Regions from separate parts of the Homo sapiens genome. Here region 1 is linked to region 2. A link is a loop called in an ENCODE intact Hi-C map of the cell type or tissue named here. Cell type or tissue: ovary. All regions are shown on one strand.

Region 1 (8,000 bases), 960 kb after region 2:
GTTTAGATACTTTCTTAGTGCCTTCCATAAGGTAAAAGTCAAAAGGACAAAACAACAATCTGATTTGACAAAAGGCCTTTTGGTGACCTGTGCTAATTCGGTTATGCTTATTGTTAAATGCATTATCTTTTTTATAATTAATATATTATTGGACTGAGGTCACATAATGAAGCAAATTTATTCATCAAAGGAAAGAGAACACACACAAAATCTAAGTTGAAGAGAGAAAAACTGATACATTGAGATGATATTTTAGAGTGAATATTAAATGTCCAAGTGGTAGTTTAAAAATTAATTTTAATAATGATATTCTTAGAAGAAAATGTGAAAGTATCAAAAACAGTATTATTTATATATCAAAAATGAGTAATACTACAGGTAAAAGTTTTAATCTGCTCAAGAATTGCTTAAACACTAATGAATAGGCACTATTAACAAAAAAACTTGATGTTACATATAAATGTTATTAAATAATATTTAAAATCAATAAAATAACCTTTTAACAACAATCTTTTAGTGTATTTCCTGAATATTTTGTTATAAAAATATATGATAAATTATTTACTATTAAAAAGAAAACAATAATGTAAATGCACTATAATTTAATAATAATTTACTTTTTCTAACAAGCTACTGGAAGATTTCTGGCTCTCATAGATATTTAATTGTTGAATTTCTTTTTAGGTTGCAAATTTTTCAAGAATACACATAGCACTCCCCTGTATATCAAAATGTTTATGCTATTTTAAGAAACTATGTCTATATAGTCTATGAATATATTCTCCGTATGTCTCTCTTAGTATAAATATTCTGTCTGTGTATGTGTATACACACATACATTCATATATACCAACATTTTACAGAGAAATAAAGCAATTGTAATGTGTCTGAAAAATAGTACCACTTAAATAATAATTCATTGTTTTGCCTGAAAATATTATTTCTTTGATTATAAAACATTTTCTAGTAGAAATGCTTTTGAAGATGAGGTTGGAAAGGGTAATGCTCTGTTTTGGTGAAGAGAAAAGAAATGCTTATCTCTTTAAAAGATAGAAAGTGAATATAACAGCAAAAAAAAACCCTCCCTTTAAAAATAGAAATTAAATGTTTGCCGAAGCATAAAATTCAACATAAAATAGATATGACTATTATTGCTACACTTTGTACAAAGTTCTGGATATAAAAAAAGATTGTTTTGTACTGAATCACTGGTTAGAATGTTTATCACTTATGCATGTACTTGACTTATCCCCGTTCTGCAACAGACATAATTTTATACCTCATAAAAGCAATTTATGTTTCCAAAGGGAATAATCTGGATAACATAAAATGTGGAGTGCTCTGTTGCAGGAAGCATATTTTCATTCAGCAATTGTATTTAGAGATGGAACTGCACAGTTTGATCATCACATAGTGGCAGAAGGTATTATTCATTTCTATGTCTATGTGAAACTTTGAGTGCTACAAATTAATATGCATGACTAATTTATTGATACACATTCTTAATTTATAACTATATATTACCCTTATAAGGTTTCTATAATGCAGATGTACTCAATGGCTATAACAGAGAAAGTACATACTACACTAAAAACAAGTTTCATAACTTTGGCAACATTCAATAGCTTTTAGAAATTACTAAGAGATAAATTTATTACTAATTCAGTTAATACAAACACTGCAATATTACTGCATAATATGGTCCACTTTTAAGTGACAATATAAAAATGAAAATGCGCATTAAAAGAAGCATTTGATAAAAACCTGTCTCAGTGTGAAGAGGCAATGTCGGAAAATTAACTTAATATTTTATTAACTCATTTTGTATAAAGTTTTCAGAAAAAAATAGATCAAAAATCTTTTTTATTATTTATAAAATAAATAATACAGTAAGCCTTCAAGTAGCATAATAAAATTAAGCAAGAATCTGATAATATTAAATTAACTATCAAACTGTTACTAATAATATTCATATGATGATACAGGCACTCTCTCAAAAATTTTAGTAAAGAAAATTTCCAAGAAAAAGAACCAACTACATACTTAGGAAAACCTCACCAGAACCACTAGAGAGAGCTCTTCTGTTCCTTAAAAGGTTTTGGTAAAGGTAAGTTAACCGAAGCCTCTATGTTCATCTGCTTTCTCATAAAACTACCACCCATATATATAGCATTGTTTTGTGTGAGTGTCAGAGTTACGTGGGAAAATGTCACATACCATCAGAGGGGGCTTCATCGTCTTTATCATATCGTTCTGAGGCTAATGAAATAGTGTCTGGAGGCCCAGCAAAAGGGTCATCATATTCTTCCCCATCTTCTGCATCACCTGTTAAAAAAAAAAAAAATCAGAGAACTGCCTTTTATACTTTAGCCATTTAAAGTAATGTTACTTAATGTTAATGTTACTTTGTTAGAAGAGGTAAATTCTACTAGTAAATTGAGTCATTGTCATGGAAAAACAAAGAAAACTTTTAAAACTAGGTAAAAACAGGTCTTATTTTATTTTATAGCCATTGTAACTTAGATATAGTAAGAATTTTTGAAGGTCATTATACAATTGCTTATTTATGACACAAAAGGATATAGTCCAAAATTATGATGATCTCTACAAAGAAGAATCCAAAAAGTAGAAGCAGGGTAAAACAGAGTGTATATCCAAACGAACAAAACCAAGATAACAGTAACAACAACAACAACAAAACCCAGGAAGCACAACAGAAAACATAATACAAGTAATTCCATTTACCTATTCAATAATTTGAAAAATTATGATGAGAAACTAATAATTTGAAGCTGTATGAATATTTTGTATAAAATCATTTTATACATTTTTATACATTTTATACATTTTTAGAGAGGATTAAAAATAATCTGTTGCATTTTCCAGAGCACAAATCTTTTAAAATCTTTTATAGAAAAAACTGCTTTAAAATTTTCATAATCTTTTTAAATTCAAGTAAGGGTAATTTACAAACTAGACACTTTCAGTTTCATTCAATGGTATGTTATTACTTTTTAATGTTCTGGCCAGTTTCCAACTTGATTTTCAAATCCTAGGTTCGTTGGTCGATTTTTTGATTGACTTTTCTATTTTAGGCTAATTAATCTCCACAAGATCTTGTGGTTTCAATTTTTTCCATATAATCATTTAAAATAATTTTTTTAAAAAAACACAAATATTTGCTAGCCCAGTTACACATAAGCATTCATTTGTCACCCGGATTTCACAACAAAGAAAAAAGTATGCTTAATTCTACATTAAGTATTTGACTGTTGAATTCAAGTTACCTGACAGAAAAACAGCCACCTCAGGGATTACCCTTAAAGCACAAGGAAAATCCCCATAGGAACCGCAGAGTGCCTATAGTATTACTTTTGAACCACAGTTCCTGGCAGATTCAGATTAATGCTACTTGTCTCTCCAAAAGGGTATCTTTGTCCTCTGACACCCATTTGATGGGTGTCACCCTATTTGTTACCACATTTTTGGTAGAGAAAATAGCCTCTCTCAAGACAACACTGTCCAAATAATTTTTTAAAAATACATATTCCTATTTCCTTATAATTTTGCCACTTTGTGAGCAACTGTCATCAGAGACATCTCTCATTAAGATGATAAGGGCAGAACATAGAGATGGCTATATTGTCATCCTTAGGGATTCTACTACTAGGTACAGTAAATATGGTGATGTTACTCCCACAGTTAAAATTCTAAGGAACACATAAATACTACTCATTCTTTGGAACTTAATTTCTCTTTCTTTTCAGATGTTCAAAGTCCTTTTCAGAACACTCAATGATCCCTTACAATATTTCTCTTATGAAAAGAAGAGTGCTAGGCTGGTGGCAGTGCTCACGCCTGTAATCTCAGCTACTCAGCATGCTTGAGGCCAGAAGATCGCTTGTGGCCAGGAATTAGACACCAGGCTGGGCAACATAGCAAGACCACATCTCTAAATAAAAATAAAAACAATTAGCCGGGTGTGGTGGCCTGCACCTATAGTCACATCTGTGGGAGGCTGAGGTAAGAGGACCGCTTGAGCCCAGGAGTTTGAGGCTGCAGTGAGCTATAACTGCACCACTGCATTCCAGCCTGGGCAACAGACCAAGACCCCATCTCTAAAAAAAAATTTTTTTAACAAAAGAAGAGTGCTCTGATTTCAAATATAAGGTAGGAAGGAACTTCATAAAGTGCTAGTAAACATATTTTGATCATGTTACAACAGTTCATGGAATATGTACCAGTAGGGATCAAGAAATTCTCAGTTACTCTTAGTTGTTAGAGTATCTTTACATTCTTAATGAAATTAAGAATTTTTGTGGTATGAATTTTCCAAGAATATTTCATATCTCACACAAAAAAAATCTTGCTGCAAAAAAAAGTATTAGGATACTTCAAAAACATTACTAGAACTTAGCATGTGGCATATTTTGCTATTATAACTATTTAAAACCAACAGTGAAACCAAATAATATATAGCAAAGATTTTGAAAAAAATTCAGATATTCAGGCTTAAATTATATTAAATTCTAGGTGGAAGTAAACAGAAAAAATTAAAACTTAGTTTTTAAAATTAGAAGTAGTTTATTATCCTTTGATAACATCCATTATTATGTGTGCATATATATATGTGTATATATGCATTTATATACACATACACACAAATGCAAACACGATTCTATATTCAACGAATATGTATAAATATATACATACATATCAACAGTTCATTACTAAAGCTATAAACTCAAAGTAAAGAGTATTTATTCTACACAAACTGATCACTAACAGGTGAAAGACCTGAGAGGCTTTCATGGTTTGGTTTTTATGAAAGTCATGGTTTTGACTTTTATAGAAAGTCATGGTTTCGGTTTTTATTTTAAAAAATAGACCGGGTGCGGTGGCTCACGCCTGTAATCCCAGCACTGTGGGAGGCCAAGGCAGGTGGATCACCTGAGCTCAGGAGTTTGAGACCAGCCTGGCCAACATGGCAAAACCCCGTCTCCACTAAATATACAAAAGTTAGCCGGGCATGATGGCAGGCACCTGTAATCCCAGCTACTCGGGAGGCTGAGGCAGGGAGAACTGCTTGAACCTGGGAGGCGGTGAGCCAAGATCATGCCACTGCAGTGGGCCAAGATTATGCCACTGCACTCCAGCCTGGGCAACAGAGACTCTGTCTCAAAAAATCAAAATAAAAATAAAACGCTTTTGGGTTATATATTAAAATGAAATTGTCTTCAACTTACCCATTCTAAGAATTGCAGCTCACTGCAAGTATTTTTTTTTTTAAATCAGTGTGATGTTTACATTTACCTAAGACAAAATGAATTAAGTACTGCTACTGGCTTCACTTCTTCCTTATTTTTTTCTCCCCATAATCCTTTGAATTAACTCAGAGAGCAAAGAATCTATATGCTATATATACAGGGATAGCCCCTTTTTAACCTGCATTAAGTGGAAAGGACACATCATTTTTCAAGATGGTCTTCTTCATCTTACCATTGTTCCAGTGATGGTCCATCCCTTTTCCTCCCCCCTAATTTTTTTTTCGACCCAATAAAGAGTAAAAGCTGCTGTCTTATAAGGAGTTTTAACTGAACGCAGGGGTTACTGTTGAGTAGTGCAAAGCATTTTTCCTCCCCAGGGGCTGAGTATTTGTAGTTATACCTGCAAAGACTTCGATAAATTAAAAAAAAAAAAGTTCAACTTGCATTTATGTAATACAAAACTGAACTCCAAATCAACAATAGGCATCAGGTAAACATATCCAATATAATTTACAGACATAAGTGAAAGCATTACAGCTAATCACACATCTAAAGAAAAGCACACTCAAATGAAATGTCTACAGAATCATTAGTTGGCAGCCATTCTATTACAATCACACAAAATGTCAGTGGTGCTGTGAGCCTGTGCCACTGACAATAGCATAAATTTTGCATCTCATTTCTGTGGTCATAAAATTAATGATCAGTTTAAAAATACTTCTTTGTAAAAGTTATTGCACAAAGAAAAGACATGAATGTGTCCCTGTTATGTACTCACAAGGATAATGATGGGGTTGTTGCTCATTAATACTGTTTCTTGTTTCCCTAGAAAAGCATTTGATTTATCCCACAACTTTCAAAAGTTTAATTAACGATACAAAGTTAACAGAATAAAAGACAATGATCCAAGACTTACCTTCCTATAATTTCAGTAGTAACAAACATTGCAACAAACTCAAGGTTTAATCATACTACAGCAGCATATTTTTCTGAAAAACATTTTTAAATTTATACTAGCTGGGATCAAATTACTATTAGCCATTCTTTCTGATATGGTTCATTATCAATTAACATTTTCCCAAATGCCTAGAGATGTAGCCCAACAACAACTGAACAGTCATAATCTCTACAACCACTGAAGCTGATTTACCCAATTTGTTGCTTGTTTTTTCAAAACAGTCCTATTTTAAACACAATCAGGTAAACAGGAAATGAAGTAATATACAGGTTGAACATCCCTAAATCAACAGAACTCCAAAATGTTCCAAAATCCAAAACTTTTTGAGTGTCAGTATGACAACACAAATGGAAAATTCCATGCCTAACATCTTTGCTTTCTGATGGTTCAATGTACGCAAACTTTAGTTCATGCACAAAATTACAAGGTGTATATGAAACATAAATGAATTTAGTGTCACACTTAGGTTCCGTCCCCCAAGATAGCTCATTATATATATGCAAATGTCCCAAAATCCAAAATCTGAAACACTTCTGGTCCCAAGAACTTTGGATAAGGGATACTACTAAACCTGTACCTAAAATCTGAGTGATAACCATTCCTTCTTACTGGAAGACAAATGGGGAAAAATTACTCTAATGAAAATAAATTAATTTCTAATTCTCTACATAGTTCACTTGTCTAATTTTTCAAGTAATAATATATAGCTAAATATACATAATTAAGCATTTAACTTGTCATTTCTTCAGGAAAAGTTTCATTCTTAAGGCTCTGAAGAATCTAGGTCAATGAAAGGAAGATTCTCCTCATAATTCTTCTACAATAGGAGGGCATGCAAATACTAAAGACAACTTCTGGCACAAAACTGGGGCAGAGCTTTAAAATAAGAAAAAACCATTTTTCAAGCACTGCCTGTGAAATATACTTCTACTACTACAGGTCCCATCATTTCAAACATGCTTAAGACATTTTTACAAGGCCAATGGTGGGGGTAGGTGGTCGAAGGAAAAAGCTGTGAATTATTTCCTCAGATTTCACTGTGGAGTTATCGTTCAACAGAAAACACACTATGTTAGGAAGGGTTAAAAAAGGAAATTAAACATCATCCAAACTTCAGACTTTTCTGCTATTCTTATTCTGCTATTCTTAGTCCATTAATAAACTTAAGAAACAGCATGAGTGAGAAGGTCAAAGGAAACTGCTTTCTAAGTAAATCTATGCATATTTAACAATATCAATAAAATATTAAGGCAAAATCTATTTTTTTTTACAATTAGAGCAAAAAGATTTTAAAGGAGAAAATGAGACTTTTATCTATCTCTAGCACCTGAAGCAGTATATTCCCCTTTTTCAAAACTGTAGACACTAGGCCGGGCACAGTGGTCCACACCTGCCCGGCACTTTGGGAGGCCAAGGTGGGCAGATTACCTGAGGTCAGGAGTTCGAGACCAGCCTGACCAACATGGTGAAACCCCGTCTCTCCTAAAAATACAAAAAATTAGCCAGGCGTGGTGGTGGATGCCTGTAATCCCAGCTACTCGGGAGGCTGAGGAAGGAGAATCGCTTGAACCCAGGAGGTAGAGGTTGTAGTGAGCAGAGACCACGCCACTGCACTCCAGCCTGGGTGCGACAGAGTGAGACTCCATCTCAAAAAAAAAAAAAAAAAGCTGTAGACACTAACATTTTACAAATTTGAAAAAAAAATCTCATGAAACATTTGACTAATGCTAATAAATATGCCCTTCTTTTAATAATTGATCATTTTCCCCCAAATT
Region 2 (8,000 bases):
ATTCTGGCAGGTAAATCGGGCCCCATGAGCTTTTCATCAAAAGCCAAGGATGTCTCTCTGGGATGTGTGTTAGAGATAAGGCAGAAACGTTCTCGAAAGGAGCGCCTTCCAAAAAGTCGAGACTTTCTGCATCCCTCTCTCTGGAGTGACCACTCAAACAGCTCATCAAAGTCTCCTTTCATTAGTGTCAGGCCAAGAGAAATAAATGCAGCTGGCAAGACGGAGCTTGAAGCTGTAAGAAGAAAGCCATGTGTTTCCTTCCTAAGACTAAAATCATTTCCCTATGAGGAATAAAGAGCTTTTACAGACCTTCTGGATGGATATGTCTTGGAGAGGAACAAGTCGATTACTCTCACACCCTCACTGGGCTCCAGTGGGAGAAACAGAAGCCCTTATTTGCTTGGTTTTATAACAAGTTTACTATATTTGAGCATATATGGCAAAGTAAACGCCCTTATAACATAGCTTATTATTACACCGATTTGGATAAACTACAGGTCAAATCATGTCGGCTGAAACATAACTGCTACCCACAGGAGAAGCCTGATATAACTCAGTTGATAGCCTATAAAAGCCATGTTAGTCCCGTCTGTCAACACCAGCATTATAAAGGTGTTTCACTAATCCTCCTCGGTGGAAAACATCAACTCCTCCAGCAATGTTGTCTTCTCATTTCGTGACTTGGCTCTACCTGGGTCTTGGGACACACAATGTGATCACAGGAGCCAATGACCTCCTCGCGGCTATAACGAGGGGCGCCTCCAGCATCACATTCCTCCAGGAACTGAGCATCACTGAAACGCACTTGTAGACCAATCACCCTTGCTAACCACACTTTGCCAAAACACGCTTTGGACTTTTGTTTTACTCAGTCTGGATTCAGAGCCAAAACCATCACCAAGACTTTCAGAAATCTTGTGAGCAGGCAAGTAGAAAGGCACAGCTAGCAAGCAAGCAGATATTGAAGAGACTTACACCAAATTGAAATGCACGAGGAATGCAGAATCTGGTTTTATTTTTTGGTTCACAGATATAAAGGTTTTGAATTTTCCCATTATGACATTTAATCATAATTATCAAAGAAGAATTATCAAGGTGAAGATACTATAGATATAACATACACGTATTTTTAAGGTAATGTTTACTTTTTAGTTTAACAGCCTAAAACTTCAGCACACTCAACCCTCTCACGTAAGTCCCCATAAATGAGACACGAGTTTCACACAATCCCAAAGTAAGTGGAAAACAATTTTTTTTTTTTGCTAGAAAGGACATTAGTAGGACATTTACTGAAGTTCAAACAAGGTCTATAAATTAGAGAATAATACTATAGCAATGTTAATTTCTTGGATTTCATAACTGTACTGTGGTTGTGTAAATGAATTTAGGAAATGTGTACTGATGTATTTAGGGATAAAGTGGTAGAATGTGTACAGTGTACTCCCAAGCCATTCAGAAAAGAAATAAAACACACACACACACACACACACACACACACACACACACAGAGAGAGAGAGAGAGAGAAGGATAAAGCAAACACGGTAAAGTGAGGGAAGCTGAAGAAAAATTTACAGGAACTCTTGGCACTATTTTTGAAATTTCTATGTGGATTTGAATTTATTTCAAAATAAAAAGGTTTTTTTACGGTTTCCCATTAGTGCTCCTGAGCAACCGTTGCTTATTTAAAATAATAGCCTAAGAGAGTATATTTGTAAGTTCCTTTGTTTGCTTCCCCATATCAATCTAAAAGGAATTTTATGTAGGTCTTTTTTCTAGGTAGGTCCTACTTTAGATATCATTTAAACCCTTAATCTTGAAGAAAAACAGAGTAGGGGAGCCAGAGACAAGACTGGCAAGACATGAGTTGCTACCAGTTAAAAGAATGCCCAAAGAAGAAGGATTCCAGAAGCAGAAGACCTGGATTCTCCAAGGATGAAGAGTTCCAGACTCTGGGATATTGACCTCTGTGGTCCTCAGTTTTGTCATCTTTAAAATGAGGGGCATAGAGGCAAGGCAATGTTGAGGACTGATGTGGCATGTTTTGTATTGTAGAATATTTCATTCGTGGTGTCCAGTCGCAGCTCTGCCACCTCCCCCCACCTCAGGTTTACTTGTCTGGAACAATGGTCTCGTGCCCCATGGCATGTGGTAGAAGCCAAGGTCAGCCCCATGTTTTCTGAGCGTCTGAAAGCCTACTGGAAAAGGATCTACTTGGGCAGTTGGAGGGACCTTCTTCATCCCCTTAAGACAAGCCTTGCCCCTCTATATCATTCTTTGGTAATGGAAACATCCCAACCACACTCCTTCCTGCTAATCAAATCCCATTTACATTGAAGGCCTGCTGACATTCATTAGCCCAAACCTGCTTTTCAGAGATTTCCACTCACTTTGAGCTAAACATGTGGACCCCATTCCTAAGCTGAAATGAAGATTTCGCTTTCTTCTTTCTCTTTCAACCAGAAACAGCATTCTGCTGCCGTTGGAAATTGATGCATCTGAGTACAAAGTGTCTGTTCCCTGCGCCTTTCAAACAACACAGTGCCCCAGGCCCAACACCAGCATGCACGAGCACGCATGCGCTCACACTCACACACATTCTCAGCCCATAAAAGCCAACCACACTGCTGAATATCTAAAGCCCACCACTCAGCAAACACTGTCTCCTTCCTGGAACTTTCGGGGATGCGGACAACACCCTGTCATGGAGCATGTGTGGAGCTTGAGCCGGCGATAAATTGAGGCGCTAATCCTGATGCACGACATCACCTGCAGTAACAGAGAAGAACGTCTCAGCAGACGACACATATATAAATCACATTTATTTTCATAGCACATTTAAATAACGTTTTGGCCCTGGGGATTTTCCACCAAGTAATGAAGCATCACCCAATGAGAGTCTGCAACGTTGCTCCATTCTGCAGTGCCCCCTCACAGCAGAGAAATAAAACCTGTGATTTATATGGATGTCATGGGGTGGCATAGGGGGCTTCCTTTCCTTTGCATGAGACATTTCTGTGCATCCAGATTAAAGATGAGATTTATCTGCAAAATAAACAAAGAACAGCCCCCCCACCCCTTTTCTCCCTTAATCACACCAGATGAGACATCAAACACACACGGAGGCACGCACCCACTCAGCAGCACGCACCCACCCTCCACATGCACGCACACACAACACAGACAGGCTTGTTATGAGATAGGAGGGAGAACAATTTTGATAAAAGATGATCACCTGTGCCCTAACGAAGGTTTGTTTTATCAGCAGTTCCTTGTAGGAGGTGCCCAGTTCCCAGGCCTCAACCATCTTCCTATTGGGGTCTTCAGTCTACATCAGTGTGGACGCCAGCCTTGGGTGCCCGAGGCCCACCACACACGGTGGAGAGAAATCAAATCTCATCCACACATTGCAAGGTGGGAGTGCAATTCCAATTCACCTGCCATTTTCTGTCTTGGTTGTTTTGAGGGGAAAGACGACCTCATTCTAATAAGATTTTCCCTTGGATGGTCATGGATGAGTGGGTGCCCCAGCTGCCTTAGGATGAATTGCAAATTGTGCTGTTGAAATCATCATGAGTCCTTGCTGAACCTTTCATTTCTTTCTCTTTTTTTTCTTTTTCTTCCTTTCTTTTTCACCTCCCTCCCTGTACCTCCCTTCTTCCCCCACCACTCCCTCCCTCCTTTTTTTTTCCTTCCCACCATCTCGTTGTCTACCTTCTTAGCAGTCGTTTATTCTCTAGAGCTCACCAGGACTCCACACATGTCCTAACTCGAGACCACTCTCTACCTTGCTCAGTGTGGGCTGCTTCTGACAGAGAAATATGTAACCTACAACTCAGTGGAGCATCACCTTTTTAAAACACAATTCATCATCCACGGGTTGAGATATCTACAGTTCAATCTGTGATTGTCAAAATATTTCAACTCCATCCAGGAAACACTCAAACAAGAAAAATAACTCATATTGTTGTGGTGTTTTACAGTTAGCAAAGTCTATCCCGTCCTGTATATTATCACAGTGGGTCTTCACGCAAACCTGCGCCATGGTAGGGGGGAGGTGGTGGCATGCTTTTACATGCAGCCCTCGCATTTGGAGAAATCACTGCTGCTTTAAGGACCAAAGGTACAGCACTTTACTTTTTTTGCCTCAGGTTCACGTGTTTCAGGATCACCGGCAAAACCGAAAGCATAATATCTCAAGTTTTCATATGGAAAACCATTCTTTGGCTAGAGGAGATTACGGAACGGATGGATGGCAGATGGCAGCGTTGAAGGCAGGAATACTAGACAGCCAGTTTCACTTGAATCAACCTGGAGTCAAGGTCAGGTTCTCTGGATAATACCTGGATGTTCCTAAATAAGCGTTATTTCCTAGAAAAACAGTCTCATATTTACTGATGTACATTCCGTCTTCAAGCCAAAGGGTGAACTTTCCCTTTGCTCAAATCTGACTTTTGTGGAATGGAGAGAGACTCTAGTGCTACTTGTACAACATTTCCAGTGCCTTGGGTTAAAATAAGTACATTTTCATATTTTGATCCAGGTCACAAGCATAAAGAAATGCCAGCCCAGATTTCCCCTTATACTTTGCAGGTTTCACATCAAAGGAAGTCCCAAGCAATCACATATGTCTGGATGTAAATATATCTTTGCTTCTCCTTTTAATTTCTCAAATGTGTTGAGATGATTGCCCCAAATTAACGTGTTGTTTTTTTTTTTTAAAAAAAAGCCATCAGAAAAAGCAGCATTGCTTAGTAAGACTAATTCATGACTATTGAAGAGGGTCAGCCTGCCCCTAAAAATAGGGTGACCACCTGTCACAGTTTGCCTGTGGCAGCTCTGGCATATGCTATTGTCCTTGCTTAACTATTAATAGCCTGCCTTTCACTCTCATGATTGTCCCAGTTTGTGTGCTGAATTAGACACTCACCCTACCTAAGAACTGTAGGAAAATCCATTTGAAATAGGTCTTGTTCTTTTAAGGGCTGAAAAAAACCTGAAAATGAAACTACAGAGGTGAAAAAAAAAGATGAAATTTTGCGGTCAGTTCCATGGTTTAGCCCTAGAAGACTGGGTGAGATTGTATCTGTTTTGTTCATGTAATTCTAATTGTGAACCAATAATGTGGAATAGCACTAATTTTATTAGAACCACTAGTCTGTGATAAAGCAAATGCACAAAATAATATGTTGAGTCATGAGGCCCAGATACGAATTAACTCAAATGCTCATGTGGGAGGCAAGAGGAAGGCCCATTATTTCCCATCTCATCTCCTGTCACTGTGGGTGGCAGGCAGGTGGAGGGGAACGGGTCTGTGCTGCTGCATGTGACTGGTGAACTGCAAGTAGATGGGGCTGCCCCCCTAAACAGATCCTGGACAGTGTGAAGGCCAGGCCCAGGGGAGGGGCAAGCGGTGGACACAGCACTCTGCCTAGACCATGTGTAGTGCACACAGGGGGCCTTACCATCCTCCCCTTCGCATGGAGGAGCCTTGGCTTTAGGGGAAGGAATGTGTTTTTCCAGTTATTGGGGTTTGGTCTTTCTTGGGCAAGCAAGGTTGTGCATTTTCACTCCTGGTACCATCTCGTCCCCTGTTTAGGGATTTTTGTTTACCCTTATCATAAGTATCTCAGTGCAGATGTGGAACCAGCATTCCCCAATCATCAAGTCAGAGAATCCAGATTGTGCCATCTCAGCCTGGCCAGCTCCACTGTGTCCTCCATGCCTGAGCTCAGGCCCCAGGCACTGTAGAAAGCCTCCCCTGGCGGTTCCCCCACTTTGTCTTTACCCTTCACCTTGGGCTCTCCCCACAATAGGCACACAGACAGCTGAAGGTGAATCCTCATATCCTGCCTGTCACATACCTGCCGTAGCACTTGGCACCTTCCATGGCAGCTGTTTACTCCCCTATCTCCCCTTCTAGAGCCTTAGCTTCCTGAGGTCAGCAATAATGTTCTTCTCTAACTTCCCCAGCCTAGCCCAGTACTTGGTCCTTGTCTGTGGAATGTATGGGCGACATGAGAGCCCAGCAGAAAACAAAAACAAGTAGTAAAATAATAGGTGCAGTATATTTATTAAGCACTTAGTACATATATTTGTATACATGTATTGCAATCCAATTTTTATTTTCATTTTATTTATTTATTTTTGAGACAGCATCTCACTCTGTCACCCAGCCTGGAGTACAGTGGCATAACAACAGCTCGCTGCAGCCTTGACCTCCCAGGCTTCAGTGAGCCTCCTAACTCAACCTCCCAAGTAGCTGGGACCACAGGCATGCACCAGCATGCCCAGCTAATTTTTAAATTTGTTGTAGAGATGAGGTCTCACTGTGTTGCCTAGGCTGGCATTCAACTCCAGGGCTCAAGTGATTCTCCTGCCTTGGCCTCCCAAAGTGCTGGGATTTTAGGCATGAGCCACCATGCCTGGCCAATTCATTTTTTTTTAATTGTAGTAAAAAACAAATGGCATAAAATGTACTATCTTAAGCATTTTTAAGTGTACAGTTGACTAGTGCTAAGTATATTCCCACTGTTATGCATTCAATCTCTAAAACTTTTTCATCTTTCAGAACTGAATGGCATGGTAGGTTCTAAGTGTTTTGGAAGCATTATCTCATTTAAATCTCATAGTACTAGAGGTAGGGATAATTATTGTTCCCATTTTGAGACAAGAAGTTAAGCAAGGTCATGCAGCTAATGATTGGTAGAGATGGATTTGAAACTCATACATCTTCATTAAACTCTACCTAGCAGTTATACGCTAAGTAAAATTTCCACAAACTTGCAGATTTATAGAATTACAGGGTTTTATTTCACCTTCTGCCCAATTTTTATTTTAAAAGTAGTCTTTAAATTTTTTACTGAAAAATAACATGAAAAAAATCCATGCCTCTTTATGAAGTTCATGATAAGAAAAATGAGACAGATTTACTATCAGACAGCTGCTGTCGATGACTCATAAAATTTTAGCAAAGAAAGACACCAGAGAAGATTGAACCCAACCCAGTTATTTTACAGGTGTGGAAACTACGGTTCAGAGTCAGGGTGGAAGTTAAGGAACCATCAACTTCAGAACACACAACTCTTTCCACTTCCCGATGCAAGCTGGAAGATATTTTGATTTGAATGCTTATGATATTTTTCTTTCTAGTTAATATGTATGCTAATAGCATTTTAAAGTAAATGTGCTTTTGGCTGGGCACGGAGGCTCACACCTTAATCCCAGCACTTTGTGAGGCCAAGGCAGGAGTATCGCTTGAGCTCAGGAGTTTGAGACCAGCCTGGGCAACATGGTGAAACCAAAAAAAAAGTAAAAATTAGCCAAGCATCGCAATATGTGTTTATAGTCCCATCTCCTAGAGAGGCTGAGATAGGAGGATCTCCTGAGCCCAGGGGGTGAAAGTTACAAGTGAGCTGAGATCATGCCACTATATGCCAGCCTGGGTGACACCACAAGATCCTGTCTCAAAAACTAAAATAAAAATAATATATTAAATTGCTTTAGTCTATTTGTATTCAGGGTCTCTGCTTCCATTCCCAGGCAGGGGCCCTCCAACCCATTTCTCCAGCACGATACCCACCTGTTTTCCTGTCTCCGTCCCCTATATCAGCGGTCCCTATGCCTTACCCTCCAGCCCCTTCTTATAACAGATATTCTGTAAAGCGTCTTTTTTTCTTCCCAGAAATGAAATTCGGAGATAATCTACCTAAGCACATAATTTCAACAATGACAACACCATCAATACAATGCCCTATCTGTAACAGAAAGGAAAAACAAAAGTAATTTGTGATAAAAATATATACATGTATCAACAAGTAAATGTTCCAACTGACTACCAGAAGGCACACAGCCATGGTCAGCACTTGCCCCCTGTGTGGAACCCCATGGGTGCTGCAGGAGCCCCACAGTGTGGCCCCACAGAGCATCCTGTTCAGGTGATTCAGATAGCATGGATGACATTCATCCCATACAGAAGAAAAACTCTTAATGAAACCCTGAA

What was found. A loop is a pair of places that touch in the nucleus more often than their neighbours do. Peaks named below come from ENCODE experiments on the same cell type or tissue, not always from the same donor. Only the 100,000 strongest peaks of a DNase experiment are listed, where the experiment ranks them.
Region 1: it touches region 2 in a loop (5-fold over the local background); 4 of 110 quality-filtered maps call a loop at or near these places.

Annotation. Positions count from the first base shown.
Region 1 is chr7:26,841,813-26,849,812 of GRCh38, forward strand. SKAP2 (src kinase associated phosphoprotein 2) reads right to left here. Exons shown (of 13, transcript NM_003930.5): 4 at 2,218-2,325. The region is part of intron 2 of LOC124901606 (a long non-coding RNA gene); the gene reads left to right. Among named protein-coding and RNA genes, the nearest start is that of SKAP2, 19 kb to the right of the region's middle. In ovary, no CTCF peak of the experiment used is centred here; no DNase peak of the experiment used is centred here.
Region 2 is chr7:25,881,732-25,889,731 of GRCh38, forward strand. No RefSeq gene overlaps it. Among named protein-coding and RNA genes, the nearest start is that of MIR148A, 64 kb to the right of the region's middle. RefSeq lists an enhancer at 1-1,190. In ovary, no CTCF peak of the experiment used is centred here; no DNase peak of the experiment used is centred here.